2 separate regions of the Mus musculus genome follow, and region 1 is linked to region 2. A link is a loop called in an ENCODE intact Hi-C map of the cell type or tissue named here. Cell type or tissue: heart. All regions are shown on one strand. Links, peaks and the distances in the headings refer to the core of each region. The heading gives the core; the rest is flanking DNA.

The links. Hi-C counts contacts between places; a loop is a spot of excess contacts. Peaks named below come from ENCODE experiments on the same cell type or tissue, not always from the same donor. Only the 100,000 strongest peaks of a DNase experiment are listed, where the experiment ranks them.
Region 1: a loop joins it to region 2, with 5 times the contacts of the local background. A loop is called at or near these places in 9 of 42 quality-filtered maps.

The regions. Positions count from the first base shown.
Region 1 is chr1:138,904,863-138,920,844 of GRCm38, reverse strand. No RefSeq gene overlaps it. Among named protein-coding and RNA genes, the nearest start is that of 1700019P21Rik, 36 kb to the right of the region's middle. In heart, for the core only: CTCF peaks have their summits at 7,338 (motif pointing left) and 8,439; a DNase peak (open chromatin) is centred at 8,354; H3K27ac peaks cover 1,040 bases.
Region 2 is chr1:138,953,940-138,969,921 of GRCm38, reverse strand. Dennd1b (DENN/MADD domain containing 1B) reads right to left here and starts at 6,213. Exons shown (of 22, transcript NM_001166501.1): 1 at 6,037-6,213; 2 at 3,692-3,756. The coding sequence starts at 6,053. In heart, for the core only: a CTCF peak has its summit at 6,684; DNase peaks (open chromatin) are centred at 6,271 and 6,551; H3K4me3 peaks cover 1,945 bases; H3K27ac peaks cover 1,712 bases.

The sequences.
Region 1 (15,982 bases), core at 4,287-12,286, 50 kb after region 2:
TGATCAAATTTAGTGGGTCCAATATGATTAAGAGTCTTGGAAACACTATGAAGGAGCGGTTATGTATTTCTATTTACATATCAAACACACACACATACACACATACACAAATTAGAGTACTTTTTAAAAATTGTAAGAGTATAAAATATGTTGGATTTTTTTTCATTTTTTGAGATTATAATTTTTAACAAAATAAAAGTCAAGGATATCCAATGAGATAGTGGTTTTTTTTAATAATCTAAATGCTTTCTATGAGCTTTTCCTACTAATTCGTTTATTAGATAACATTTTAGAAATAAAAGAAGAGCCCAAGAATTACTAGACTCCTGACTTTCAGTACAAAAACCTCCTCATGGATATTGCTACTCTCAAAAAATGCAAGTGTCAACTTGAGAGATTCAAAAATCTTGGGAATAAAAATTTCAATTCCCCAAGAAGCAAATTGGGCTTCTCAGAGGGAGTCACTGAAGATGAACCGCAGATCACTGATGGCCCTGACTTACGGAGGATAAGGCAGGAGCTGAGTCAGCTCCTGGGACACCTAGCTGGAGGAGATAACAAGGCCTGAACTGAGCTGGTCTACAACATTCTTCAAGGTTTCACTAAAGATAATGAAACTCACATAGCAACCAATCAAAACTGTACTAATGCCACTGCTTTGCTTCTACCCACAGAGGTTACCTAACCCTTCTGGAAAATTCTCCTCATCCCTATAAGAAGAGGACCTGTGAGCTCCTCGAGTTGTTGCTATTTTGGGTTGACTTCTGTATGCTGGCTATTTCTGCAGAATAAACGCTCTTTGCCTTTGCACACTATTTGAGTCTGGGATCTCCCTTTAGCGATTCCCTAACAAATTCAGAATACAAATCAAGCTAGACACATTATTTTTTTCTTTTGTTTTAAAGTATAGGCACTGTGCTGGTTAGCTCCTTGTCTACTAGGCAGAAACTAGGGCTGTCTGGGAAGAGGGAATCTCAAATCTCAGATTGGCCTGTAGGCAAGGGCGTGGGGGCTTTTTCTTCAACAAGATTGATGTGGGAGAGCCCAGCCCACTGTGGGTGGTGACACCCATGGCCCGTGGTCCTGGATTATATAAGAAAGCAGGCTGAACAAACCATGGGGTACGAGCCAGTTTAAGCAGGTTTTCTCCTCAGCACCCGCTTCAGTTCTTACTTTTTAAGTTTCCACCTTGAGTTCCTGCTCTCGCTCCCCTCAGTGATAGACTGTAAGCTGTAATATGGAATAAATCTTTTCTTCCCTTAAGTTGTTTTTGGTCAATGTTTTATCACAGCAATAAAGAAACACAATTACAACATGTATTCAGCGTAAATAAAAAGAGGAAATGGAAACATATGTTTGTTGGAAAGAAAAAAGCTTAAAAAAAGCTATGCTGTCACTGAAATAAATGTTGTGCTTGTAAAACATCTCACAGAAGTTCTTAGTTGAAATTGACCTCTGGTCTTAATATTGCACAGAAAAATGTAAATGCATCTTTGATTTAAAAGTAAAACTGTACTAGAAAAAGGTTGAGATTTTATTAAGAAATAAACATGTATATTAAAAGAACGGAATTTTAAAGCTCACATTGATCTAGCTGAGCAGTAGTGGCACATGCCTTTAATCCCAGCACTTGGGAGGCAGAGGCAGATGGATTTCTGAGTTCAAGGTCAACCTGGTCTACAGAGTGAGTTCCAGGACAGTCAGGGCTACAAAGTGAAACCCTGTCTTGAAAAACCAAAATAAATAAATAAATCTCACATTAATGTTGTATTTGTTTTTTTATGGCCATTGGACCATGTTACCAACATGCCCCCATGACTTTAAATAAATAAATAAATCTCACATTAATGTTGTATTTGTTTTTTTTTATGGCCATTGGGCCATGTTACCAACATGCCCCATGACTTTTACTGCCATGCAAACTCACTACCTTAGAGTTCAAGGCTAGATGTCTAAAAAAAAAAAATATCTTAGGGACCAAAATTCATGGTTAATAAAATCATGCTAGATGCTCTAGAGAACTGGTACTCAAGCTGTGGGTTGTGACCCTTTGGGGATTGACTGACCCTTTTATGGGGGTCACCGACAACCATCAGAAAACACAGATATTTACATCATGATTCACAACAGTAGCAAACTTACAGCTATGAACTAGCAAAGAAAATAATTGTATGGTTGGGGGTCACCACAACATGAGGAACTGTATTAAAGGGTCGCAGCATTAAGAAGATTGGGAACCTCTGCTCTAGGGGAAGAACACGTTTCCTTGCTTTTTGTGATCCATTATTTGTGGTGTTAGTAATCAACCCTAGTCAAGGGCTCTACAGCTGAACTTCATTCTCAACTCCTTTAAAAAAGTATAGCCCTTATCTAACACACACACACACACACACACACACACACACACACACACACACACACGACCCCAAAGAGAATGCATCATTTAAAAAGTAATTCTCTCATTTTTCTTAAACTATAAATGAATACAAATAGAAACTTCTCTCGGGTTGTCGAAATGCCAAAAGTTATTGTTAAAGGCTTTTAACACTATTTTTCTGTGTTCAAATCACATGCATTGTATCAAGAGAAATAAGCAAATTAGCTATTGCAGTTTCACACCTGTCACAAGTAGAACTATAATTAGAGATGCATCTTCAATGTGGCATTATGGAAAGTCTAAGGGCTTGGAAGGTATTAGCAAATAAAACTAGAAAGTAGGTGCTCCCATTTGATTCTGTACACTAACAACTGCAATATTGATATTTTCACAGTTAGCAGGAGGTTTTGCCAAGCAATCGTTACCTTTGCTTTGTTTAGCAGTCTTTCAGTCACCTTTTCTTTTTCTTATTTAACTTTAGGTAGTTCATACACTCGTATAGAGCTTTCCCCTTGTAAGTTCCTCTCTGGAGCCATGACCATGTCTTTGTTTTCTGATCCACTAGTTTAACCAGAGCCGTCTGTTTAACCAAACATGTGGAGTTGTCCATTAGAGTCTGGTAGACTCATTAGGGGGTTCACAACTGATGATAATGATTCCCCCATAGCATCCCTCAGTGGCCAAACTTCACCAACAAGGCTATGTCCTCTTGAAATCCTACTGCATCAATGGCTGATTATTATTTTTCCTGCACTGTCTAGGCCCAGTGCAGATCACTACAACTGCTGTAATCCCATAATTGTAATGGCTGTGTATATGTATTAATATCTATGACCTATCAGGTAGACATTAAATATCATTTTATATGCAGATGAGGAAAATGAGAAAGAGGAACACATGCAATTTGCCTGAAATCAAATAAACAACTCACAATGGTATGATAAAAATTAAGACAATTAGGCTCCAGTATTTAACTGCAATGGAATGTGTCGCCTCAACAGCATGTGTCACCTCATTCGGCCTTCTGACTGTAACACCATCAGCAAGCACTAACACCTTCTCTCCAGGCTAAACAGTAATAGATATGATCTTGGGCACATAGAAAAGTCTCTCCTCTCATAGGATGTAGCAGAGCTGACCTGTACTGGCTTCAGGTACTAAGTGAAGTGGGCAAGAGGGATATACACCCAGTCCAGTTTTCATGAGCCTGGTAACATGAAACACAGAGCAAAGTCTGTCCTGTCCCTGTCACGGCTCTGAAAAAACCTACTGCTAGTCAAGAATGGAAAGCTAGAATCTTAAACTAGTGATTGTGCATTTTGTATTCTTTGTTTTGACCCAGTCCTCTTTCTGTAAACTTTTCTTTGAGTATTGATTCAAGTTTTGATCCCTGTCAGGTTTTGATCTTCTGAACTTTTGAGGTACTGGTGTTTGGGGAATTTTATTCAAAAGCGGTCAAACGATCAAAGAAAAACTTTCCCAGAGATGGTGTTTTCCTTGAAATCTCGGTAAATATTCTTAGCTACTCTGTATCAGTATGAAAAAAAAATTCTTTTGAACCTCACTTTTTCAGGCTCCTTTACCTATTTATTTTGGATGGCTTTATTTCTTTGTTCTCTCTCTCTCTCTCTCTCTCTCTCTCTCTCTCTCTCTCTCTCTCCCTCTCTCTCTGTCTCTCTCTCCATCTCACTATTTTTCTTATCACAACATTGTCCCTTCAGATTCAATCCCACAAGTCAGGCCAATTATTTCTGGCTCTATTTCCAAGTAATAACGTTTTCCCAAGGATGTCACTTCTGTTGTTACTTGGCATTTACTTCTTGATCTTACAGAGCCACAGTAACACAAACTACCTTGGATGGCAAAGACAGTGCTACTGAAGCAGTTAATGCTACTGAGCATCAACAGAAGCAGTGTTTCCCTGCAGACGTGAGCCTCATCAGCTGAGCAAGCCTATAGCTTCCGGGGCTGCCTTTGAGATTTGAAATATTCCATGTTAGATTAGCTTGAAACAAAATAGTCATCCTGCTTCATAAATTGTCTTACAACAAAGTTCCTTAAACTTATGAGGCCAGATTTCTTCCATTTTGGAAAAAAAACCAACAAAAATAAAACAACAACAACAACAAAAACCCCTTATTTTTATTGTATGTAAGAGTGCTTTGCCCACATGCATCTGTGTGTGTCACATGCTTGCAGTATCCCAGATACTGCAATGGCCCTTAGAGTCTCCGGAACTGGAGTTATCTATGGTTGTGTGGCTCAAACTGGGTGCTGGGAATCGGACCTGGGTTACAAGAGAAGTAAGTGATCTTAACCAGGGATCCTGCTCTCTACCTCCCTCTTTTCATTTTTATCCTTTTACCAGATAAAAACGTGATGAGTGCCTTTCTGATTCTCCATCTGGGGGTGAAACCATCAAGACGCACATGTTTGTGAAGACCCTTACGGGGAAGACCATCATGATTGAGGTTGATCCCTAGGATACTGTAGAAAATGTAAAGGATAAGGCAGAAATTCCTCCTCCTCAGTAGAGGCTGATCTTTGCTGACAAGCAGCTGGAAGATGGCCATACTTTGTTCAAAAGGAGTCCACCCATCATCTTGTGTTGAGACTTCAAGTTGGTGCTAAGAAAAAGAAATCTTACATCACTCCCAAAAATAAGCATAAGAGGAAGAAGTTTAAGAAGTTTGGCTGGGCTGAAATACTGTAAGGGGAATGAAAACAGAATGTTAGCCGCCTTTGTTGAGCGTGTCCTTCTGATAAATGTGGTGCTGGAGTTTTCACGGGAAGCCACTTTGACAGACATTACTGTGGCAAGTGTTGTCTGACTTACTGCTTCAACAAACTGGAAGACAAGTAGTTATGTATGAGTTAATAAGAAGAAGGAACTGATGTTTTTAAATAAAGGTGATGAGTTGTGTAAAACGGAATTGAATTCCTTCAATCTAAATCCCTTGCTCAATGTTAAGCAGCCATTCGCCTGCGTTCTAAGCCATTCGCCTGCGTTCTAAGCCTCTTTCTGAACATAAGATAAAGGTACTCATCAAAGGATTAACTTTGTTTGTTTGTTTGTTTGTTTTTTCGAGACAGGGTTTCTCTGTTTAGCCCTGGCTGTCCTGGAACTCACTCTGTAGACCAGGCTGGCCTCGAACTCAGAAATACGCCTGCCTCTGCCTCTGCCTCCAGAGTGCTGGGATTAAAGGCGTGCACCACCACGCCTGGCAGAATGAACTTTTGAATAAGACACCAAAGCAGTGTGGAAAACAACAAACAAACAAACAAACAAACAAACAAAATTCTCCAAATTGCTTATATGAACTCTTTAAGGTTTATGCATGTCAAAGAGACATATTAAATTTCAGTTCCTGAAATATTTTTTCTATTCCCAAGATAAGGCAAATTCTTCCCTTTTCTTTCGACCCACCAACAAGAAGATTGTTTTCTGTTTCCTGACAAGTAGGTGGCATAAAACAAAACCTAGGAAACTCTGGTTCCTTAATAGTTTTACTCTTATTCAAATGACACAGTTTGCAACTCAGACACAGTTTATTAGGCCCACTATGTGGCAGACACACTTTGGAATTTAGAATTCATACAGAAAACTTTAGAATCTATTGTTACATGTCAGCCTATGTACTACTATATTCCTTCCTGCCACTCAAAAAAACCAAACAAACAAAAACCTATAACATCAGCCACATGGTGGTGATGCATGTTTTTAATTCCAGTACTCTGGAGGCAGAGGCAGGCACATCTCTTAGTTTGAGGCCAGCATGTTCTACAGAAGAATGTGTTTCAGGACTACCAGAGAAACCCTGTCTCAAAAACAAACAAACAAACAAACAAACAAATGCAAAAAACCATAACCATCTAATTATCATTACAATGATTTGTCTATATCCTCTCAGAGGTTTTTGAGCTTGCCAAGGCTTGAGTTTTTACGTAAAGTGTTCATTTTTCTACACCCCACCCCCGTGTCTAATACAGGGTTAGGCATAAGAGAAGACATATAGTAAATATGTTGAAATACATGGGTGGAGAAAAATAAAAAGCATAGCAAAAACTGAATCCCAGGGGTCAAGGATGCTCAAGACCATATTGTTAAACAGCAAAGCTGAGACTAGAATTCCAACTTCAAGAGGGAGTTAGTGAAATATAATGTCATGCTCATATTCACTGCTAAATTTGCAAACACTGAGAGAGTGTAAGAAAGAACAACAGGGGCAGAGGGGGGGGGCAACGTTCTTTGGTACAAAACAGGTAAAACAATTTTCTTTTTAGTCTGTCTGGCTTCCCAAACTCAAAGCATCTATGATGCTACAAAGATGAACCTTATCTGTTCAGAGAAAGACCCTCGTTGTTCATGGTATGTTTACCATGAATAAGCTAGAATTTATTATTCACGCTCCTTATACTACATATGACTCCCCCCCTCAAATAGTTGGCAAAAAGCAGTAAGTCCTTCTACTGTTTCCTTCAGTTCCACTATGAGGTCCTAATCACAGGGGTTTATCACTCATAATACTAAATTATTATATTTTATGTAGAAATATAGAAATGTTCAAAGTGTATATATTAGTAAAATTTAAATATATTTATCACTTTGGAATTATCCCACAGAAATAAATTTATAACATTTTTTAATAACAGAAACAAGTGTGAATACATGATCCAAAACTGTTCCATGGAGTTTCCTATATTTGGACACAGGTCAGAGGTCGGCACATTCTGCAGGCAAGAGTTCCATCGAATTCTGGGAAACCCTTATCTTTGTGGCCATGAAAACTCCCCTGCCAGGTAAGTACAACACAAAAGAAAAAATCTTCAAATTAGGGGCTGGAGAGATGGCTCAGCAGTTAAGAGCACTGACTGCTCTTCCAGAGGTCATGAGTTCGATTTCCAGCAGCCATTGGTAATGGGATCTGACACCCTCTTCTGGTGTGTCTGAAGACAGCTACAGTGTCCTCATATAAATAAAACAAATAAATCTTTAAAAAAATCATCGGACTAAATAAAATTTGATATTGTCTTATAGTATGTGTCCTTCAAAGTCTGTCAGCTACAATCATGACAGAAAACACGAGAGTAGAACGCAGCTCCAAGGAACGCGAGGGAAGACACGCTACACTTCGGATTTTGAGTTATTTTCATTCATGGTAATAATTGCCAAAAGACAGGGTCATTTTCCAAGAAATTTATGTTTTGTTTTTTTGGACTCTCTGCTCCAGCTGGTGTAGCGATTTCAGAGTACTCCGTTCCAAATCTCAGTTCCAGCTCCTCGCTGTTTTATCTCCCACCCTGATCACCAAGGAGGGGCTCACAGGTCCTGAGGGGACAGAGGGAGGGGGAAGGAGGAGGAATTCCTCTTGACTCTTAAAGCCCAGTGTTGACCCACATTTTTTAGGGTGATATAGCCATTTAGACACACTGACTACAGATATACTCCCTGCTTCTGGTTTTTTTCTACGCAAGGGAAGACAGGCTGTTTTGCAGTAACCTTTTCCACTCCTGCCCACGCTGGTGGCTCCAGACCATGCTTTAAATCATTGTCTTCATGAGCTACAAGTAAACGCTCTCGCAAAGCGCTTCAAATTCAATGGCATATTGTAAATCACATGCTGGCTTTTTCAATTGCCTGGACATTATTTTTGAAGATCTTTAACTATTTTTTTTTAAGTGCAGCAGATTTGTGGGAAAAAAAAATTGGCCAAACTTTCTATATCATTTGCCAAATTCTGAATTTTAACTGTAGACTTTCCATTAATCTCATCGTTAGTTTTAATAGATGTGCTCTTTGGTGCTCAGTAAACAATAATTTCCTTTTACTGATTATGATATTGTCCTTCAGAGTCAGGTCTCACCAAGTCACACAATGACTTCCGACTGAAAACTCTCCACAATGTCTCCTAGCACCCAGGGGGATAAACAGAGATGGAAGCCAGACCCATTTCTCACTCTTGTGAAACACCTTGGCTCCGTTAGCGTCCATGTCCTCCTCAATGTGGCAATGCTGTCAGGCTTTTCCTCACGTAGTTTCGACAGCTTCCTAGTGCGCCCTCTCTGTCCTTAGAGAACACAGCAAAGGTTTCTCTTTCTTCCTGTGCCGAGAATTCATTTTGAACATTTTTCTGGTGTGTCAGCTTAGGTAATCACACAGACATGCTCTACCAATGATGTCATCTTATTTGTGTCTCTCTAAGTCCCACCTACTCTCACCATCCTCTGTACAATGAAAACGATAGAAAGCTGTAGGTGCTGAGAGAATATACACACATAAACAAACTGCCTGGCTCATGCTAAGTGCTAAACGTGTTGGTATACTTCTTCCCTCTGTGCCCTACAATTTAATTTGTTTTATGTGGCTCAGTCCTGACCTCCCAATAAAATGCCCCCAAAGAAATAATTATATATACCTTTACTTTGAAGCTTACAAAACTATGTTCTGGGAGAAGCCTGTGGGACTCAGGAGAAGTCGTAGGGAGATAATCAACTGGAATTTGAATTAACTTGTTTCCTGAAATAGATTAATGAATGTTTGTGGAGACTGAGTTGGGTGCTCATGTTGGGAAGAGAGGCTCTTGGTACTTCTTGCTGATATCCTTGTGGGCAAACCTAAACAGTCTGCCTGACTCAGTGCTGGCTCTGCCACTTGAAGAATGCTTCTGGGACTCCCCTTCCTCTTCTGTGAAATAGTGGCAGTGGTGTTCCTATTCATTAATTGGTTCTATCAAATGAGTATGCAAGCATATGCACACATATGCAGTTTCATTCACATGAATGGCATATAAATGCTTGCTGCTGTAATGATTTTACCATTGTTGTTGTGCTGTCCTTAACTGTGGACAAGATGCAGCAGGAAGCATGATAACTTGGTGGAAGGGTGCAGTCTGTATTCAGACAGATCTGGCAGGTCTATCTATATCTAACTTGGATATATCTATATCTAGATATAGACCTGTCTATAGCTAACATATATCCCATATATATTAACTCACTTGATACCTGTTCTTTAGTATACAAAACAAGGCCAATACCTGTATATTATTACTTTCTTATCTCTTTAGATGTGATGATAGTTCCAAAACTAGGGTTGGTGGCAGGTGGTATTTACAATTCCAGTACTTGAGAGCCTGTGTGTGGCTCTTAAAAGGACCATGAATTCAGGGCAAGCCTATGCTATCGAGGGAGATACTGGCTCCCAACCTTGCAAAAAATATACTAATTATAAAGTAATTAATACTGTGGCTAGTGCAAAGAAGGTCTTAAAAATGAAATTGATATGGATATCATTGTTGTGTTATTTTATTTCTTTTACTTTAAAATGGGCCATTATTTTATTTTTATTTTTTTAATGAAAGAAATACTAGCTAATTAACAATGGGCTATTAAGATAAAATGTATTCTATTTTCAGGTAACAAAGAATAAAGGAAAATGTCTTAAAGGTTGATTAAATATACTAGTTTTGCTACATGAAGGATGACAAAATAATCCTCTGTAGCACATCCACAGACTTGGAACTAGAGGCTGTGGGAAGCAACATTTGAAGTATAGCCAGTCCTTCGCTGGGTCAGATGTTTCAAGGCCTGAGGGTGTGACAATATTGTTTTTGTTGCCACAAGCACGGCAGAAAGCTACTGGGAATGTATGTCTTTACATGGATTTTTTTCTTTTCCCCCAATATCTTGACATAAGTGATTCATCTAAACACAGTGAAACTAAGCTGTTGGTGGAATGTTACCATTATATATTATTATAATGGCCTGCTCCCAGGCATCTCTGTTTTAAACTCTAAACCAACCTGAACATAAACTGCGTTTCCCATCTCTTTAGTTTGGTAGATTTTTCCTTTTTAATTCCAGTTATACATTTTACTTCATTTGCTCTGGGTAATCATGAGAAAAGTTTCTCCTTTTCTTTTTCTGGTTCTCAGACCCTACAGAATAAACTGAATTGGGAGAAGCACTGCGACCAGATGTTTGATAGGCACAAGGAAAACAAAGAGAAATCTTTATTCTTTGGGGGAAACTAAATTCCGAGAGTGTGGCCCTGACCGGGTAGACAAGGAGCTGGGCTCTCTCCTTGCCTGAGCACATCTTCTGATTAGCTTTGCTTGAAGGCTGACCGGGATGGGCACAGTGTCTTTCTCATTCACATCTAGGCGATTTGGGGGTGTTAAATTTTACACAGAGAACTAAGACCTTTGCAATGCCAGAATCTAAATCATTCCTGCCACGGAGTCTAGTCTAGCACCATGCCTCATCAGATAAATGCTGCTTGCTCTGTGTCATAAGAGGTTTGGAATCAGCTAACTTTAAAGTTTTACAATATAACTATTTCCTTTTCGTTCCTACTTGTTCTTCATTCAATATCAATCTCTAAATGGCTTTTTAAAGAAATTGTGCCTTATTTTATTTCCAAGAAATGCTAGGGTGTGCATTCCTAGTCCAATTGGTGAACATATGGCTCTCATCTTCTTGGCACTACAGGGTGGAAAAGGCCAATTATCTGAGATCAAGAAAAGATCACAGAATAGGAACGTGTGTGGTAGAAGGGCGACACCCATGCATATTTGCACAACCTTTCTATTTATAGCTGCAGCATGTATGTGCTGCCTCCAGCCAACAGGGATATAGTTGGTGTCCACTGGAGAGTATTAGATACTAGCCAAGTGCTGGAAGACATTCCCCCTCCCATGCAGCAGGCACTCCTTTGTGCTATTTTGAAGCAATGTGGGCAAGACTCTTTGTTACAAAAATAATATAAATATATTTCCTAAGTACAGCTAAACAGCAATTATTTAGATGCAATGGTAATACTACTGAGTAAAGCTGGAACACACACACACACACACACACTCGTCCCACCACACCAATTTAAGATGGAACACAGTCAATTGGCCACAGCATTCCTGATAAGTGTCTCCAGCCCTGATTCTTCTTTGTAAGATGAAGAAGAGGGACAATTTGAAACAATCATTAACCGCCTGCTGTTTGAAGGCAGTGCTGACCAACAGTAATCAGGCAAACATTTGCTTAGGAGAAGGCTTGATGCTCAAGCTCGCAGCCATGACAACAATAGCATCCTAAGTAAATGTACTTTTGGTCAGGCATGTTGGCACATGCCCAAGAGCCCAAAATCATTCTTCGAGATTTCAAACAGTAGAATTGTATACGAGTCTTAACTGTGATAAAAATCAGTAATTCCAACACAAAGCCAAAAGAGTCTCAGAATAAAACTTTAAACTATGAAAGGGTAAAACCTCCCCTAACTCCTTGTTCTAAAGACTGTGCTAAGTGGCTTTCCCAGAGAACAGACTCTGAGATAAAGTTGGGTCATATGCGGGTATGATATGTATAAAATGAGGAAGAATGAGTGGGGGAGGTTATTAGATCTGAATGCAGAACTGATAAGATTTCTGCCCCTTGCATGGATTCCAGAATCAAAAATGTCTTCCAGGGCATCTTACATTAGGTCGAAATAGCTTGAACATTGACTAGTTCTTTGTTCAGTCATCGTCTGGGGAACCCCTTCCCAGCGACAGCATGAACAAGAGATGGGTCAGACGAAGGTAATAGCTGGACACAGCCATCCATCTACACACTTTACATCTGACAAATGAGACTGTTTCTGAAAAATGGTTCCGAGTGGGGCTTCCTTATGAGCTACAAAGATAATCTCCTGTATTTTCTTTCAAAACAAAATAATTTTTCCACCATAAATATGTTTTTGAGTGAAGTATTCTTGAATTAGAGCTTTAAATTTCTCTGTCATTCACTAAATCATCCATCGCTTCCTGAAGAATTTGAATGTAGCCGTCTAATGAGACTTTGGAGGTGTTGTGGGATAATAGATTTGGAGGGCTGGAAGGAAAATCCCTTAATTTTTGTGCTATTTAAGGATTGCACACACAATACACTATTTGTGTGCATTATGATTTGGATCTCATTTTTTTAATGTCTAGTTGGTGAGCAAAGTGATAAATTCAGCTCTGATTCATGACACTATATTGTGAAAATACTCTAACACAGGTGATTGCAAGTAGACAATGCAATGTCACCTGGGGAAGAGGTGGGACAAGAAACATAGTCACACACAGTATAGAGTATTTCCTTAGACTGCTATCATAACTGCTAATAGCCTCAGGCATAGATAATTCTCATGCACTCAGTAAAATAATTAGTAAGAGATTAGCTTTGAGTATTACCTTTGTTTCAATACAATTCACTTAATCATATGTTCCTATTATACAATTTTAATAGCTCTTGGGTTTAATAGCCAAATCACTAACTTTTTAGAGATTTTAGAAATACAGGGAACTCAAGAGACAGCTCAGTGGTTGAGAGTGCTTATCTCTCCGGCAGAGGACCTGTTTCTTTGCCAGCACCTACATCAGGTGGCTCACAAATCTCCATTAACACCAGCTCCAGGAGATTTGATATCTTCCTTTGGCTTTTGTGGACATCTGAACACACATGGCACAGACTTCTTCAGATATACATAGACACATACATGTTTTTAATGAAGGGGAAAAAATGCCAATAGAGCTGGCATGGGCAACTCTAGTCCAACACTGTAACCTGGACCATTGCCTGTTATAACAGAGTAACTTCAGGACACATGCACAAGGTCTTGGACATGAGAATCTGCTCCACAGTGCTATTTATATTAAGGAAACTCAAAAAATGACAGAATTATCCATAAGGACAAAGTCGATAATCTTCAAATAGGGCCATGTCAATTAGGCCTTCATACAACAACAGAGATCAGCCTCAAATGAAAATTGCAAATAAGCATAACAACAAATATGTAAAAATGTAATATGCACATACATATTTTGGATCCACTTTAGAAAAATATGCATATTTAGTTAAAGTGTAAAAAGCATGAAACACACAGACAGCACTGTCTTTTGCTCTAGGGAGGGAAAGAGTGAGATGGACTTTAGCTGTAACTATAATGTTTTATTTATTTAATAAAGATAGGAGAACAAAAGAGCACATGAACATGTGATCTGAGCAATAGTCAGGAAATACAAGTGAAGACAATGCTCCCCCGAGAGAGGTGTGCATCCTATCTGTACAATATTCCTACAGATAAAAGGGGAATGTATAACCATGCCAATGTCTAAATTCAGGTCTCATGGTGGTGACTTCTAAACTTAGAGTGAGTTTCTTCAACAAGTGAGTTCCAAGGAAGATAAACAGAGATGGGCACAAGGACTCCTTAGATTGAGTTAAAAGGGTTGTTTAACATTTTCTTTCTGATGATAAACAAACTTAGAAATTACAAAAAAATAGAAAGCGGGGTTGGGGGGATCTAACACTGACGGACGCTTTTGAGCACATTAGGGAACTGCTATGAAATGGTTTAGGTGACATGATATTGTGGATATATTTTCTAAATAATCCTTGTCTCTTATAGATGTTTAGGCAATGGGAAAGAATGGACAAGATTTCCTTATAAATATTCTAAGGATGCGCAGAGGCAGGGTGGCGTGGGGATAAGATCGTTGCTTTCCTCTTATATGTGTAAAGATTCCTGGAAAGCTCTTGCTGCTGCTGTTTGTTTGTTTGTTTGTTTGTTTAAGAAAAAAAGGAATGGACTGGAGAGATAGCTCAGTGGTTAAGAGTCCTGACTGCTCTTCCAGAGGACCCAGGTTCAATTCTCAGCATGCACATGGCAGCTTATAAACTGACTTTAACTCCAGATACCAACACCCTCACATAGGCACGCAAGCAAAACCACCAATGCACTACATACTAATTCTTTAAAGTAAACAAAAACCAAGTAAACACTGATGAAATCTAAATGGATTAAGATTTGTTTTTTCTACCAATGTCATTGCTTTCTACATAGATCTGCTTAAGCTATTTTATTTGCTATAAATATCTCTGCAATGCCACACATGTAAAAATATACCCTGGCTATATTTCAGCTGCATGATCCAGCCTCACTACAGAATACAGATAAGTTATCAGGAGGGAGCCTGGGGCTTCCCACAGCCTGCTCCTCAATGGTGCCAGACACTTTTGATTTACCCTCCTCCCAGATTCCCTCACCCTGTCCTCCGATAGTGGACAACCATTATCTAGTGCCATGAGCCAGATTTAACCCCTCATACCTACTTGAACAAAAAAACCCTTAGTCTTCCCAGCAGCCCGAGTGGCATGATGACCACGTCCCCTTAACTTTCCCTTCCAGTGATTTACAGTTTGGCACTCGGTGAAAGTCAGAGTTACCGGATTCATCCATCAAAGATATCATCCCTAAAGTGTAGCATGCCTTGCTTTTGTGAATGTGAACGTGCTTGGGTGTGTGGAATGCTCAGAACAGCCTACTTATACAGTCTATAAGTAGACTTTCTATAAGTAGATGATATATTCCTAAGTTTAGGCAGCCATTCAGCAACAAAAATAGAAAATATTAATACCTATTTATGTTGCTTTGACATATCTTTGGGCCACTGAAGTATGGTTAAACGCTTTCAAATGCTTCAGAGTGATTGAACATTATCCATGGCATACACACATTCATATTTACTGGTACATATTAACTCTAATGGTACATATTTACTCTACTTAATGGCCACTCACAAAGAAGTTAACACTAGTGAGAGACAGAGAACAATTTCTAAGACCTTCTAAAGACCTTGTGCTTAACTTTAAAAACAAGCAAACAAGCAAACAAACCCATTGTTCCCATAATTATAAGCTTCTGTGCCAAATTCCATCTATTTTTGACCAATGACAGCATTAAAGAGAATTTCTCATGAATGAATAGGTACTAGGAGATATCTGAATGAACTCCATATAAGCAACAGCCAAAAAGGTACAAAGATGTCTGGGTTAGGCGCTGGGATAAATGATTTACTATAGAGGCAATATGTGGTTCTTAAGGTTGTGGACTTTGAAACCAGAATACTTGCATTAAGGTTTCAGCTGTGGAATTCCTTGCAAATGAATGTACCCTGGGAACGCTATTGGATCATCTTGTGTCTGAGTCCCTGCTGCCTTAGTAGGAAACTGAAAATACCTATCTCATATGTATACTGTATTAGAATTACATAACTGTAAAGCATTTAGAACCCAGGATAAATAAGGAAGCTCAAAACTGTGATATATAAGTGTTCACCTTATATATTTAGAGGAAGCACGTAAGAGATGACTCAGCAGTTAAGAGCAGTTGCTGCTCTTCCAGAGAGCCTGACTTCTTTCCACCACCCATAAACAGCTCACAACCACCTAGAACTCCAGCTCCAGGACATTTGATACCTTCATCTGGATTCTGTGAGCATCTCACACCTATACACACAGACAGACAGACACACACACACACAGAGAGATAGATAGATAGATAGATAGATAGATAGATAGATAGATAGATAGATAGATAGATGATAGATAGAGTTTCAAAAATATCTACATTGAGAGCTAATGATCCAAAATTGAAAGAGTTTGGACATGAGTTAGATTAGAGTGCCAGGTAATTAACATGTTCACATGTACATTCAGGATATCTGAACTATATGTTATGTTAGATTTCATTAATAAGTTCATGAATGTTAATTGTTCTAGAATTAACTATGAAAACATCATGAGTCA
Region 2 (15,982 bases), core at 3,650-11,649:
TAGATGAAGAGACAGCATGTCAAGCTATAGTTCACCAACTAACCAATCAAATCCAAATGAACCAAAACAGTTAGTTAGTGACTTCTCTCTGGGAACTAGAGAAATGAGTCCCCAACTAAGTAAGAGCATTTGTTGCTCTTGCAGGACTCAAGGTCAGTTCCAGTAGCATCCAGGCCAGGTGGCTCACAAGCACCTGGAACTCCAGCTCCAGGGGACTCCCAACCGTCTTCTGACTTCTATAGGCACCAATTTGTGCACACATACATTCACATAAAGAGAAATAAAATTTATTTTTTAATTTTATATTTGACCATATATATGATGAAAAAATGAATGAGAATATCAAATATTTTGACATGAAGAGTAAAAATGTTGACCCAGGGCACATTTTCTATTTGATGAAATAAGCCAACAAAAGAACAAAGTGGTGCTCTCAACGACCCTTTACAAAGAATACTTCGGCTAGTCTCCTAGTATCTACTCCTTGCAAATTACTTAGCAGGCCAATCACAATGACCCTGACCACAGCCCTCCATCCCTACAGGGTCAATGATGTCCTCCTAAGTAATGGTCATAGCCATGACAACTCTGGCCACTGAGGTTCAACAAGACAGTTTCTGACGGATTTTAGCAAAGAAAATTTCTGGCTCTAAAGAAAGAGTCATAAAAGCCAAGGCCCCAGCCGGGCGGTGGTGGCGCACACCTTTAAACCCAGCACTTGGGAGGCAGAGGCAGGCGGATTTCTGAGTTCAAGGCCAGCCTGGTCTACAAAGTGAGTTCCAGGACAGCCAGGGCTACACAGAAAAACCCTGTCTCAAAAAAAAAAAAAAAAAAAAGCCACGGCCCCCTCCTTCTCCCCTTCCAAGGTCTGCTGATAGCCATCTAGACACCACAAGGTATCTAACCCTTCAGATGATAGGACTGTAATTTCATAATAAGAGCTAATGATTCACCCAATGGCATCCCTCTTATGCAGACTGTCAAACGCCTAATTTACATGGCTTAGTCTCCAAGTGGATCATAATGATGAAACAAACTTCCAAACAAGCCAAAATACAACCCAGTGTCTTGATAAAACAGACAAGTATTGACAGTTAAAAAAGAAATATGCTAATACTTTTCAAAGAATTTCCACATATTTCCCTTTATATGTTTACCAATAAAAAAGGTAATTAATAAGAGATTATAGACACATCAATCTCTCAATCTAGCATAAAGTTATACGTCTATAGAGCCCACTTAGTTATGAATACCATGACTTTTTAGGACATAAAAGATTATAGCTTCATAGAACCTAAAATATTCATTATATTTATAAGATTTAAAGCATCAGTGAAGGAGGAAAAGGTAATGTTTTTGATGTGGTTGAAAATAGCTTTAAAGGAAGTCTTTAAGCCAGGTGTAGTGGCACACCCCAATCCTAACACTCAGGAAACTAAAGTACAAAGATCCCAAGTTTGAGGCCAGCCTGACCTACAGTAGTCAAGATAGTGAGAAACAGTATCAGAAAAAAAGAAGAAAAGAAGTTCTAAGTCTTTAGAAGCTGCTGTACAATGGATGAGGAGCTGAAGCTCCAGCTCGGTGGTTCCAAGTTTCATAGAATGTGCATGTGGTATTAAGTTCAGTCTCTAACAATGTCCCAGTTGGGGGATGGGGAGGGGTTGATTGGAGGTAGTCCTGACAATTCTCTGAGCTACAAAGATGGATCAGTGGGTAAAGAGCTTGCCTCCCGTATGTAAAGACCTAAGTTCAGATTCCCATAACTCAAGTTCAGTGAGGTAGTAGGCATCCGTAATCCCAGCTCCAGGAGGAAACAGGAGGTGGAGACAGACAACCTCCCCAAGCCCACCCCAGAAGCCAAGGGCAGCTAGCCTGGTGGTATACACAGGAGCTGGGAACAACAGAGACCCCATCACAAACAAGGTAGAAGGTAAGGGCCAACACTTGAAATTCTCTTCTGACCTCTACACAGACACTATGGCAAGCATGTGCTAGCACTCACTCACACACAGGAACATAGACACTACTGTGTTCACAAATCACAGGCACAAAGAATGGACTGACCAGCTTGAGGAGGGGCTGAAATTGTTTACCTTGTCCATTTATGATATGTCCCACTTTGCCAGACCATATAAACTGCTAAAATACAAATGAAGACGTCCCTGGAAAGCACTGACTTTACAGCAGCCACAAGGCGAGATGGCAATAAAAGAAGTTAGTAACAGCTGTACACTGGAATAACCAGTCATAAAAAGCAGAAGGAGCGAAGGGAGGAAGCAAGGACAAAACCACAGAGCCATTACACGAAGGTCTCGGACTCTCTAACACATGCGCAAACCAGCTGTTATAGGAAGCAGTTTCATACTTTTATAAGACTGCTTTTATAAGACCTGAAGAACACACACAATGATAAAGTGCCGATGCTTCCCAAAAGAACCTTTCCTGTTGTATAACATATCTGATGAGCATTGCTCCACACACCTGAGGTTAATATCATGGTAGTTCTTTTAAGGCTAACTCATACCATCAATACACTATAAATTTAAGTAGGGTTTGAAAAACTAATACACAAGTGTGTGTGTTCGCTGGAACATTCCCAAACTGCACAGAGGATATGGCTGTGCCTGGGGAGAACACATGGGAACAAATGACCTAGAGAGCAATGAAGATGATTTCTCTAATTGAGGAGAACCTTAGGAGTTCTTGTTAGCCTGCAAACCTGAGCAGAGCTGTAGTTCCAGCAGACCAGAAATGAAGCACACGAGCATTCTGGAGCCAAGAATGCGTGTGATTTCCTACCTAAAATTAGGCATGCCTATTTCACCACAGCTGGGTTGGGCTGGGCTCCTCTATTTTAAGGTGTGCGGAGCCAAATTACTTAAGAGTATATAATTGCTGACTTCGGACTAAGAATGTCAGAAACTTTCCTCCCAGGCTTCAGGATGGCTAACTGGTTTCCAGAAAACCCCACACTTACTGGCCTTGCCATTTGGGGCTAAGTATCCTGCTAATGAGCCCTGTACTACACACAGCCATGAAGACATACCATGCACAAGATAAGCAAAAACGAGATGCCCCTTTGTCTGTGACTGATACGCCACTCCCAAACATACAGATGTTATAGCAAAAGTGATGGAAGATGGACAGAAGTCACAATACTTTAAAAAGTAAATATTTGTTTTTCCATAAGAGTGTATAGGTCTGACCATGAAAACCTTCCAAGTTATGCCACCCATGTTTACCTCCCCAAGTGCTGTGCAACTAGAATAAACCCTACCCAAGAGGCTACTCAGCCTACACACTTCACTCCAGAAACATCAGGAGGGACTGCTGAAGGTGCCTTTGGTACTAGCAGGAGAATTTGTGTTATTTTCTGTTTAATGGTGCTGACTTTTCAAATACAGATGAAAGAAAATGGCAAAAGCATCCCTTCCCACCAAGAACAAGGGCAGTTTTGTCAACGGGGAACAAAACTGAGCTGCAGGTTGAAATCCAAGCTGCACAGATAGCATCCGTGATTTCTACAACCCCAAAGCAAAGGCCTAGCTCTCTTTTACCACTAGCAATTTGAGATAGTGGAATAGACACCTGGAGCTATCAGGTTCCTGACACTATCATGCTCCGGCAGAACACAGTAGGAACACTTGTCTGGACACACTCGATTACGTTGGGAGTAAAGAAACACACATACCTTCATTTTCAGAGGCATGACACTTCACTTTCAATACCAAGTCAAAAGTTCTTTCTGGATTTTCCCTAAAATAAAGAGAATCTTGTTATATTTACTTTGCACAGAAAAATAGCCATTATCTATAAAGCTTCTATACAAGGATATTCCTATACATGTGGGCTTTTGTGGTGCTAAGAATTAAGCCCAAAGCCTTTCCATGTTGAAAACTCCATCCCTATAATTTACTGACTTTTTTTTTCTTGTTATTTGGGACAGGGCTTCTCTGTGTTGCCTTTGTTGTCCTAGAACTCACTCTGTAGACCAAGCTAGCCTCAAACTCAGAGATCTGCCTGCCTCTGCCTGCCTGCCTCTGCCTCCCGAGGACACCACCACTCTAAATCTAGTCTTATTCCTGTCTCAGCATACTCTATGATATTCCCGACTTGGTAGCAAAAATAGACATGAAAATGTTTTATCAGTTTGATAAGAGTTATAGCTCAGACTTTGGAGTTCTGGATCAGGGGGCAAAGTGTGTCAGCTGTCAGAATGCTTTCTCACCTATAATGCACCCTGCCCATCTCAGAGTACCAGCAAATCAATGTGGGAAAGAACACTGTAGAGTAGTATTTTCACCCTCCTGAATCAAAAATGGAAAGCCAGTACACCCTTAAGCATCCTCTCACACTGTCACAGATCTAACATAGGCTGGCCAGTTTTCTCCAGAGGATAAAAACCTGATTCCAGACTCACAGACACGCTCTCCATAGATAGGATATTGTACACAGGCTTTCCTGAAATCTTTATTGTACTTGAACATGCTCAAAGTAGAGAGCTGTTCACACACTCCAAGGTAACAAAACCTAACAAAAATTATTTTCTTAATATCAACTATTTTTAAGGAATTTGGACATTGGCCTCCTCATTAAATCCCCCCCCCCACACACACACACACACACACACACAGAACAGAAAGTTTGTTTCAGTTCCTTCACAAGTACTAGTTTGGGTTTGTTTTTTTTTTTTTTTTTTCTTCCTAATTTCTTATACTACATGCTTAGCCCATTTATTTGGTACATTTCAAAAGGCAGACTGAAATATAGTGAGATACTCAAAGCAAACAAAAATTTGGTATTGTAGAGTTTCTTTCCATCAGAAGGTATAAGATTAAGTCTGGGGATGTAGCTCACCAGTGCACAGTATCTGCCCTAGAGTGCTTGAAGCCTTGGGTTTGACCATAATGGGAGGGAGAGGCAGGGGACTGTTAAAGGAAAAGACATCACAATGCACAAAAGTGATGGTGTATATTTCAATTACCCTGTTAAGACTAGTGCCTTTGTACATTGGCTTGTTTAATACATAATTTCTTTAAGATATTAATGCTATCTCTCACTTCTAAACAAACATTGATTTTAAATATATATATATATATATATATATATATATATATATATATATATATATATATATAACATGACATTCTTTAGAACTGGAGGGAAAGACAACCCATACAAATTAATTTATAAATATCCACTTCTCCACTTCCTCATCCCACCCGCTATTAACTTGTTTCATGAGCATAAACCGGGCTCCAGCTATCTTTTTTTTTAATTCCCTCATAGTACAATAAATTGTCCAAAGAGTAAGTTGTGTGTTTTTTTTTAATCACCCTGTCCTCTATGGTGTCAAATATTAAAGGAAATATTCTAAAATGTGTAACATTTCTATCTTCATAAGATATTTAGAATTTGTCTTAGGTAAATAAATCCTGACTCGGTAATACTTCTCTGCAATCTACAGGGCCTTTCACTGTGGCTCTAACACACAGTGAGGTAGAACGGAAGAGGAGGGGGCGGTCAAAGAAGACGAGATTTCTTCCCAAAGTAAAGTTTCCAGAGAAAAAGCTGCAAATACCCATCTCTAAGACACCTCCAAGCAGAGCCGCCACCGTTATTCAAATTGCTTTTTACCTACTCCCTACAAGTAAAATGGCCAATGGTGAAGAGCCACCTTAGTGCATATACCACTCTGCAAGCAGCACACACACTCAGCGGCTGCACAAACAAACACCGCTTTCATTTTAAACGAAGGGAAAGCATCAGAAAGCAACCCTGGCCACCCTGAAAAATCACCCTAAAGGGAACCACGGCGATCCTAACGCCGGGGGAGCGGTTCCCTAACCACCGCTCGCAGAGCCGCCCGCCCGTCCGCCCGCCCGCCCGCCCGCCGCGGCGCACGGCCGACCCGGCCCGGGGAAGACCGGTCGCCGGCCGGGCAGGCTTTGCGGCCTAGCGCCGACCTCCGCGCAGCGGGCCGTACCGGGCAGGCCGCACCCGGGGCCGCGGAGGCCTGGCCCCGCCGCCGCTCACCTGGTCCTGCGGTCCATGGTCACATGTCGCTGCGGGGCTGCCGTCGCCCCGCGCCCGCACGCCCGCACGCCGTCCGGGACGCGCTGCTCCGAGCGGCGGCTGGCCCACGGCGCCCTCCGCGGCCTCGCGGGGACAGCACCGCGGCGACGCCGCCCCCGCCCCTGCCCCTGCCCCCGCCTCTCGGTTCCCGCGACCCGGCCGGCGGCGGCTTCGCCACCTTCCGCGAACCAGGAAGTCGGCGGGAGGGGGAGGGGGCGCACGGGGACGCGCCCGGCGGCTGCACCTGGCCGCGCGGGCTCCGGGCAGGACCTGCCCTCCTGCTGTCCTGGGCACCGGCTCCTGCGATCCCCGGCCTGGGAAAGCACTTCTGCCCCGGGGTTCCCACATCACGACTCCCATTCATTGCAAATTGGGAGCTCGAGTGGATGCTCTGACTTCCGCCTCACTCCTGCCCGTGGCCCCGGTAGTGCTCTCTCGGAAACCCAGAGCCGCCCCCTCCTGATTCAGGAATGTTCAGACTTCATGCACCTGCTAACCAGCTCTGCCAAACTGCTCAAGGACAGGCTCCAGTTGCCGGCACATATGGGAAACACATTCCTGCCGCAGACACCGGACGCACAGCCAGGGACTTAACTTTTGAACACACAGTAGCAGGCCCCCTAGAGTGTCGTTCTAGGGGAGCTGAGAGGGCACCACGAAGGATGGAGGAGGTGGAACCTGATGTGTTTCTGTAAGCAGTGACAAACACTGGCTTGGTGTTTTCAACACCTGAGCTATAGGTAGGTACCTTAATCCAGAGCAAGAGACTGGATCTGAGATAAGGAAGCAGTAGGCAGTGGCAAAGTTGGAATCTAACCAAGCTCAGCTGCTGCTGATTCTTACTGTGGCTTCTTACTGCCTCGTCTGCTGCTGTCTCAGATGCAGGATCTACTAAGAAGACATTTAGAAAGATTTATGGTAGACGTTGAAAACATTGTCCAGGGCTGGAGAGTCACACAGACTCCTTAGGGACTGGAGAAGGCTTTCTCCCAGCTAGCATTCCCCCTTGACAAGGCTAGAGTGACTGTCATGCAGTAAGGGTTACTTCAGACTGTATCCATCCACACAGAAAGTACGAGAATGAGGAAACCAACATGGTATGAATGTGGTATGAGTCACGACACATAAAAGTCAGACACGGAGCCTTGGAAAATAAAGACTAGATTTGATCTTATACTTTCCTGCTAAAAAAAAAAAAAAAAAAAAAAAAAAACGGTGTTGCTCCATCAAGATAGAAAGATATAGTCCACAGCCACAAACCTCTTACTTTAAAAAAAAAAAAAAAAAAATGAGCTCCCAATGTGGTTGAAAAACAAAACAAAATGTCAGAGCATACTGTTTTTGTCACAGCTTGTCTTGGCGTGGGATATTAACTTCAGTTTCTCGCTTCCTACATTTGTAAAATGGGAATTATGATTCGCCTGTCACATGAGGACTGTGCTGTTCAAGTTTAAAATTGCAATGCTTCTTGTGAGATATTTGGAGAAATCAGTGAATTTCAGTTTCACAATTAGGCCAACTATACCATGTTTATATGGTTTTCCCATATAAAGATTTTTGCTGCCTAACTAACAAGTTAGCTTACTAGAAAGACTTGAAATAAATTCTGTAACTAAAAACGACTTCTGCCCCAAGAGTTCCTGAAATGTGAGAGTTTCTTCTTTCATTATAATTAATTCTTCTCCAAAGTAAACAATCCTGTCTAGGGTGACTGTGCCATGAATTCTTAGTTTGGGGTGAGAAAATAGTAACAAATGTTTTCAATGTCCGTTGTTGGAATTATATAAAATGACAGTTACTCTATAAAGTTAAGATTGTTACTTATTCAAGCTATACTAAGTATGAAGACAAAATGTCCCATATATTTACTCTGTATCAATCACATTTGAGGCCAACTACAATAAAGAGTTAGATATTATTGATCTTAATAAATAAACACAGGCAGGTATGATTTATATACATAGTTTATCGAAAATTAGTGCAGATAGAAGTTGGAATAAACCTGTCATGTTTATTGAAGTAAACCTATGTTTATTGAAACCAGTGATATAATTTTGGTAATTTTCGCTTCATAGAAAACAACATTACTAATAGAGAAGTTTATAGAAGGCAAATAATCAAATTGGTTGTCACATTTTCCCAAGATCATATTTCAGCAGTAATATTTCCTACTTGACAATAACATTTTTAGAACCATAGTAATTCAAGAACCAGATACTATAATAGTATTGGCAAGGAGCACATAACAGGACTATAGATTAGTGGCAGAGTAGTTGCCCACCACCTACAAGGTTCTGGTTTGATCCCCAGCACAAGAAGAGGAGAAAAAAAGTAAAATATATTCTTCAGCTCATGACTGTAGTAATCTAAGAATATGACCTTGATGATGAATGTGGTGATGTCTATTACTAAGTTGGTTTCAGCTTTGACACAATTTAATAGTGGGAGAGAAGGTGAATTAAGATACACTAACATGTCCATAGGCCTACCTATTTCAACCTACACTTCTGTCATTTTTTTGGTTGGTTGGTTTCGGGTCTTGTTTTGTTTTGTTTTAATAGTGGTTTCCTAGTAGTAGTGTAGCTCTTTTGATCTTTTTACATAGAAACTTTCTAAACCATTATGTTTGAGCTTTTTCTTCAATACCTGATTGTGCCCATTTTCCTCAAGCTACACCCAAATGGTCTCTGGCTGATGTCATTACCTGTTGGAGATGTGGGAGAACCCAAGTCTGGTGCAAGCATGGTTGGTCTTGTGAACCAGCTCCTCTGTTTCTCAAAGTATGGATAACCACAGAGATAAGCACGTGTGCCTTCGAAGTGACATGTTATTAGTATACAGGAGTGCCCCTTCGCAGCCCCTTCCCTCTGGGAAGAAGAAAGAGGCACACAGACTCTCAAAGGTATTTAGAAAATAATTCCAGCACTAATGTTTTAGATCTAATGCAGCCCAAGCATCTGGGCTCTTAGAATAAGTATCCGTTATATCTGTTGATAAATTGTATTTATTTTTGCTGTTAAATGTGCTTCCCATTCATCTTTTTTCTTTTCTGTGTTCCTTCCCAGATTTTTAAAAACTTGGTATTTTTCATGTTATCATTTCTGACCTCCTTCTACTCTAACCTATAGCTGGGAAGTGGTGGACTCCCTGTTCATTAACTAAACACACCTGGGCTCTGTCTGGGCTTATCAGTTTATCTCGAAGTTTAAGGTTTCAAATAACTAACTTAGAATCCAGTTTTTGAGGCACCCTGCTCCTCTACTGTAGCTGCCACTGCCACATTCCAATCGGCCATGCCCCAGAATCTAACTCTACGTGGCTTCCTCTTAACATAAGCAAATAGTTATCAATCTCAAATGATGAATTATATTAATTTTGCTATTAAGCACTTAATAAAAATATTATCAAAAACCCATGTGACGAAACATCTTTCTTTCCTCTTCTCCAAGCAATGTATCCCAAGTTGTAAAATAAATTATCTTACCTCTGACCAGCTTCTGCTAGTTCACACTTATCTCCATTCCTCAGCCTGCCAGACATTGGAAAACCTCAAACAGCCCTTGAAATGCAGAGCAGAGATTATTGGCAGGAGAGCAGGACCAGGAGATTATAATCAGAGGGCTTGAATTTTCTTCAGGGACTCTGTAAAGTCTCTCTTGAACTTCGAGAAGCATACAATGTTTGTGTAACCCTACACACTGCATGGGAAGCAAGCGCCTGACCCCACCCACAAGATACTTCACATAAATAAAACATCATCATTGTGTGACAGCCCTGCTCACACCCACTGAATGCTTCAGTAGAGTGAGTAATCACATTCAAAGAGCAAGGTCATTAGAATTAACTGGAAGGACTCAGAAAAGACTGACTAATACGATACTGGTGATCCAACAAAATCAGCAACCTCTATAAACAACCTTAATCCTGATTTAAAAGGACATTCCAAAGAACATATCCACTTGCCAGGTTTTGCTTTCCTAAAATGCAATCAGTCACTAGATAAACATGACAGGTATAACCGTACACAACAGGTGCAGGGGTGCAGGAAGATGCAGCATGCCAGCCATTAGAACTCAGTCAAATAAACACCAGGGCAAAAACATAACTCTATGGCACAAGGTTCCTTGAAGACCAAAGAGACTGACAATCCCAACAGGTTTGATGGCTCCCTCCCTCCCTCATTTCTTTCTACCTCAAATCAGACAAGATAAAAATTAAAACCAGGGGTTCTCTTGGGTGCCAAAAATATGGGCATCGCCTCACCTCCTTACTGGTGTCTGGTGTCTGGGAGAGTGAGAAAACTGCTGTACCCTTCTGTGGGAAGGCAGAAGAAACTGCCCAAGATCTTAATTCCATGTGGCTTACATTTATTTTCTTTGTGAAAGATACTGTCTCACACACCTTTCTCCATTCTCTCTTCACCATGGAGTGGTTTTCTTGCCGTCTTCTTGAGATGACAACAGGGACAGCTGGGCGTGGCTAGAATGGGAAGGAAGCTTTAGAATCCATGACTCAGCCTGATCGTCACCTGTCATCTTCAGGTGACAACAGTGTTCTTGCATTGGTGAGGACAAATGGCACTTTCAGCCTGCTACCTGGGTACTTCCCGAGTCTTTCCTTCACTTCCTTCATGGAAAGAGTTAGGTATCAGGAACAGGCACCCCAGTGTGTGCTGAGCACAGTAATTACCCTGTGTCCTCAATGCAGTCACTCAAGGCATCTACCCAATAAGCACTGCTAATCCCTATTCTGTGGTGGCATAAATCAAGCCATTGATTGCTACGTGATTCATTCACTCATTACCTCTGATTTCCAACACAAACATGTTGTACTTCTTCTTTGAATAAGCAGGTATTAATCCTGAAGTAATGCGTGCCTGGATGTCTGTGCCAAGCCCTAATAGTAGGATGGGAAGTAAAGCTTTAAATCTAGTGGTCTTCTCAAGCAAGCCAACTGGTAAACCCCTTCTAATCTGTGAAAGCAAAGAGGTGCATGTTTTGTCTTGATATTTGAGTCACCATATCATGTCGTACACCAGGAGCACAGGCTTTCTCACATCTGCCTTTATCATTGCCAAGTTCTTTGTGACCATTGTATTAGTTGGTCCCTCCACAGGCCTGTGAGGTGTAGATGGTGGGTAAAGCAGGCTCCATAAAGGAAGCTCTCTCTCTCCGGGGACATTTTATTCCTAAGATTGACTGTATGGAAGAGTGTACTTCCCCATCTACCAGAGGCACCCAGAAAGAGAAATTAGTCCACATTATACCACAGAACCATTTCTGAAACCCATTTTCTTCATAAAGAACGTGCCTTCTCTCTGGCTGGGACATTAGCTCATTCAAAACAAAACCAAGCTTCAAGTGAACCTCTAGCATTTGCTACTTGATGGCATCTGGTAGTTTTTAAATGGAGACAATAAACAATACTCAATGCTTAGGTAGGATTTAGAAAGCCTTATATAAGAAACTAAAAGAGGGCTGGGCACTGGTGGCACCTGACTTTACACTCCTTTAATCCCAGCCTTTAGGAGAGCGAGGCAGAGGTGGGCAGATCTTTGTGAGTTTAAGGTCAGCCTGGTCTACAGAGTGAGCTCCAGGGTAGACAGCCAAGTCTACAGAACAAAACCCTTGACTGGGGGGTGGGGGTGGGGGAAGAAAGGGGTTGGAGAGAGAGAGAGAGATTAATCTGTTACTGTTTCTACTCCATCCTCATATTACAAAATTAAAGCTAAAGTCAAAAGAAATTTTATTAATCTGTAGAAACACTGATTGGTTTTTTTTGGGAGTGTCTTTTGGTTTTTAGTTTTTGGTTTTTTGGTGTTTGTTTGTTTGTTTGTTTGTTTGTTTGTTTTGAGACAGGGTTTCTCTGTGTAGCCCTGGCTGTCCTAGAACTCACTCTGTAGACCAGGTTGGCCTCGAACTCACCGCCTGCCTCTGCCTCCCAAGTGCTGGGATTAAAGGTATGAGCCACCACTGCTTGACTGAAACACTGATTGTTTAGGAAAAACTTTACTTAGAAACTCAAAGATTTCTGGTTCTCAAAAATAAAAAGGAAAAATTAAAAAACATTCATGGACACTCTTAAAAATTAAAAATAAGCATTATGATTATCCCTCTATATTTATTTAATATACATTCTTGGTATAAAACTATTCAACATATAAATTTTAACAATTACACTAAAATTATATATTAGGGAAATTATGCATAAGTGGATGTTTTTTCTTGTGTTTTGTTTTGTTTTGTTTTGTTTTTTGAGACAGAGTTTCTCTGTATAGCCCTGGCTGTCCTGGAACTCACTTTGTAGACCAGGCTGGCCTCAAATTCAGAAATCCACCTGCCTCTGTCTCCTGAGTACTGGAATTAAAGGCATGCGCCACCACACCCGGCATTTTTTCTTGTTTTGAGAGTGTATGTGCTACTGGTAATGGGTGCCAGGAAGTGAATCTGAGTTGACTGACAGGCACAGTCACTAACCCTTAAGCTAAACTGGAGCTGTTTACGTGGTTTGCTTTCTGCTTTGGTTCCTTGTTGCCTCTTCTGGTGTGGGTTATTCTATGCAGTTGTCCTTTCCCTCCCATGCATGAGTGAACAAAGTCCCCAAGGACATTCCTCCTTTTATTGTGAGCTAGCTTCTGAATTCTTTTACCTCTTCCAGATGACTGCATGAGTCCTGGCTCCCACTGCTTTCTGTCGCCTTGACTAAACACTCCATGCTGGGTAATGTATAATGGAGGTTGATTTTGAAAATGGTTCTGGAAGTGGGAAGTCCAAGAGACTGATGCTGATATTATAGAACATGGGGTCACAGTCTGTGCCCCAAGATGTCATTTAGCTACCTGTCATCTATAAGTCAACTGAAGGAGGCAAATTAATAGTGAAAAGCAGGAAAGGTGAGATTTATTCAAACTTTGGAAAGAGAGACAAAGAGATCAGCAATCCATATACACACAAGGTTAACTCCAGTTGTGACAGGAGGGTGGTGTTTAAATAGAAAGCAAGAGCTATGCATAACTATGCAATCTGTCCAAGGTGTGGTCCCCAGTCCACCCTTGTCTCATTTCCTAGTCTCTCTTGCCAGGTGAGTCTCTCCTGCAAGTTATTCAGACAAATTGTAAATTTTTTCCTGAAGACAAGTTCCTCCTCTCTGGAACAAATTCCTCTTCTGAATGCCCCAAGGCTTTTGGCCTTTCTTCTCCCAGCAGGAGATTCTTATGGAGATCTCCTTTCTAGAGGCCCATGCTTCCTATAGTCTGTTTGCCTGAGTGGATCACAACTGTCTCCTTAGGATGTGTTCATCCCTGCCAGACTGACTGGTTTCATTGTCATCTGATGACAGCCTTGTTGATGCTCTATAAGATGGTGGTGGGGGATCACCTAATGAGAAAGAGCAGGACTGTGACTCTAAACTATTGCCATTTTTGTCCCTAGAGATCTACCTCAAGGGGGTTTATAATCTAGGAATCAGAGACCAACAAGAAACACGTAAACATATACATAATGAGTCGCCTTACAGTGACACGTGCTAAAGCAGACCAGTGAACCTTTGTAGCAGGCTACTTTGGCTGCAATAGATGAGGAAACATCTCTTATGTGCTGTCATTTGAACTGCCATTTGAAGGATAAGATGACTGGCAACTACATGAAGAGATGCAGGATGAGGCTCCCTGACAAAGAGAACAGGTATGCCTGTTCGAGGCGGCTCAAGGAAGGCTGGCATATTGAAGTGAAGCCAAGGTGGCTGGAAGTGATATATGATACAGTACCAGAGGTGAGAGGAGTCCAGACTGTGAAAGGCTTTTACAAATGGTGAGAGACCAGGAAAATGTCTATAGGATTACGAACATGCTCCAACGAAATACCTGAAATTGAACATTACATGTTTTTGCGAGCATGAGAGCAGAAAAGACCCACCACATAATGAGTACTGTCTGCTGCAAGCAGTTCCTGTAAGAAAGAAGGTGCAGAGATGATTACAGCCCAGCCTTGACTGGCTCACTTTGCCCCTGGCTGTCCAGTCAGGCACTGGAAGGTGCTGATTAATTAATAGGACAGAAGCCACTTGGACCAAGAGCACCGACTGCTCTGTTTGGCAATCACAGCATCAAGTGCGAGGGTAAGCGCACAAACACAATATTAATGCCACCAAGCACTAAGGTATGTGTAGATGACAAGTCACCTTGAAAGAGGGAAGTGTGTGTGGGGGAGTGTTCCTTCCCCTTTTTGTTGTTCTGTGGATTTTGGGAGTGGGGCAGTTGTTAGTGGTGTTTGAGACAGGACCTCAGTATGTAGCCCAGGCTAGCCTAGAACTCATTATATATCTAAGGCTGGACTCAAACATGCAGCCGGTCTCTCAATCTAATAATAATAATGATAAATAATAAATAATAATAATAATGCTTTAAGTTTTAAAGGTCTTTAATTCACCTGGTATGTCTGCCATCCCAGCTTAGCAACACGGGTCACAGAACTGGTTAGTTTTATGCTTGTGACTGTGTGGCTGACTGAAGCTGCAGCTTGCTGCTACTGTTGGGTGTCGGAAGAGAATATTGTACCACCAACGGCTAGCCAGGAAACTGTCAGTATTCAAATGTTGACACGTGGTTTCTACTGAAAGCGTTGTCACTTCATACCACAGTCAAATCAAAAGTCATGTATCAAACCATTGTAAGTCAAGGAATGAGCTTTCCTTGGTCTATTTAAGGCCTGTTTACTCCTCTCCTACTCTGCCAGAATGCAGGGGGTTGAAAAAAGAAGAAGATAGTGATGTCTGCAAGGTGCCAGAGCATGGGTCTCCACGACTTCTCTCTTCACTTAAGCATCAGTGTGAACAACTAACTACTCCTGCACATAAGTGACCTCATGGCAACTAAGAAGAGAGACTATGGCATATGGCTGAGCCACAAAAGAAAGAAAAGAGCTATCCCAGGACCTGTGTCTCACCCACCTTTAGCCCACAGAGCATGGTGGAGAGATGAAAGCCTTCTCCGTGAAGAATAACCAAGTAAGCTAACACTGAAGCTCTCTCCTGCACCCAGATTGTCCCAGTGAACTTGGTGCCACTCGGCACCAAGGAGTCAGCTGCCTTGTCGATCTAAGCCCCATGCGCACCCCAGCACCAGTCAGGTTGCTGCTGCCCTGGGTTCCAGGAAAGCCACAGCCATAAGCCAGCCACCACAACCCCAGACACAGCTCTAGAACCACCCCAATGACTAAACTCAAATCTCTGAGATCCCCGAGGTCTGAGCATGCTTCCGCCTCACTGGTCTCATGCCCATCTGGTGGCACGGTCCACATGCGATCTACAGGCTATGACTAACATTTGAGGAAGAGCCTCTGTGTCCACCCAGGGTTTGGTCAGCTCCCACTGCCTCGGGTTTTGCCACCTAATACAGATGAAGGCCTGCCCCAGGTTCCAGATCCACCCAAACCCAAGTCAGTCCGTACAGCAATGGGCGTCAGCTCTACTCTAATGCCAGGTTTACCACACCTAGTGTCAAGCAACAGGCCAACACCCATGAACACAGACTTCAGGCCTTCCCACTAACAGGTCAATTGCTACGACTCCATACATCAGTTCAGGCCAATGACTACATCCATGATCCCGGGCTCTAGTGAAGCCCCCAGAGACCCTCTCCTAATACTACACAACCACTCCTGCTCCAGTTCCAATGGGCACAGGATACACTAAGGGGATTCTAGACTCCCAGCTGGTCTCTGGTGAAAGAGGCTCTAGGCTAGTCCCCATGGACTCTGGTGGACCCAGAGTCAAAGCTTACATCAGAAGGCCTACATTCCAGGCACTGTCCACATCCTCTACTTGCTATGACTAATGCTCGAGGAAGAGCCCTGAAGACCTTGCTTCCAAGCTTGCTCCCTTAGGAGCCAAAATTACATCTCATCCTTTG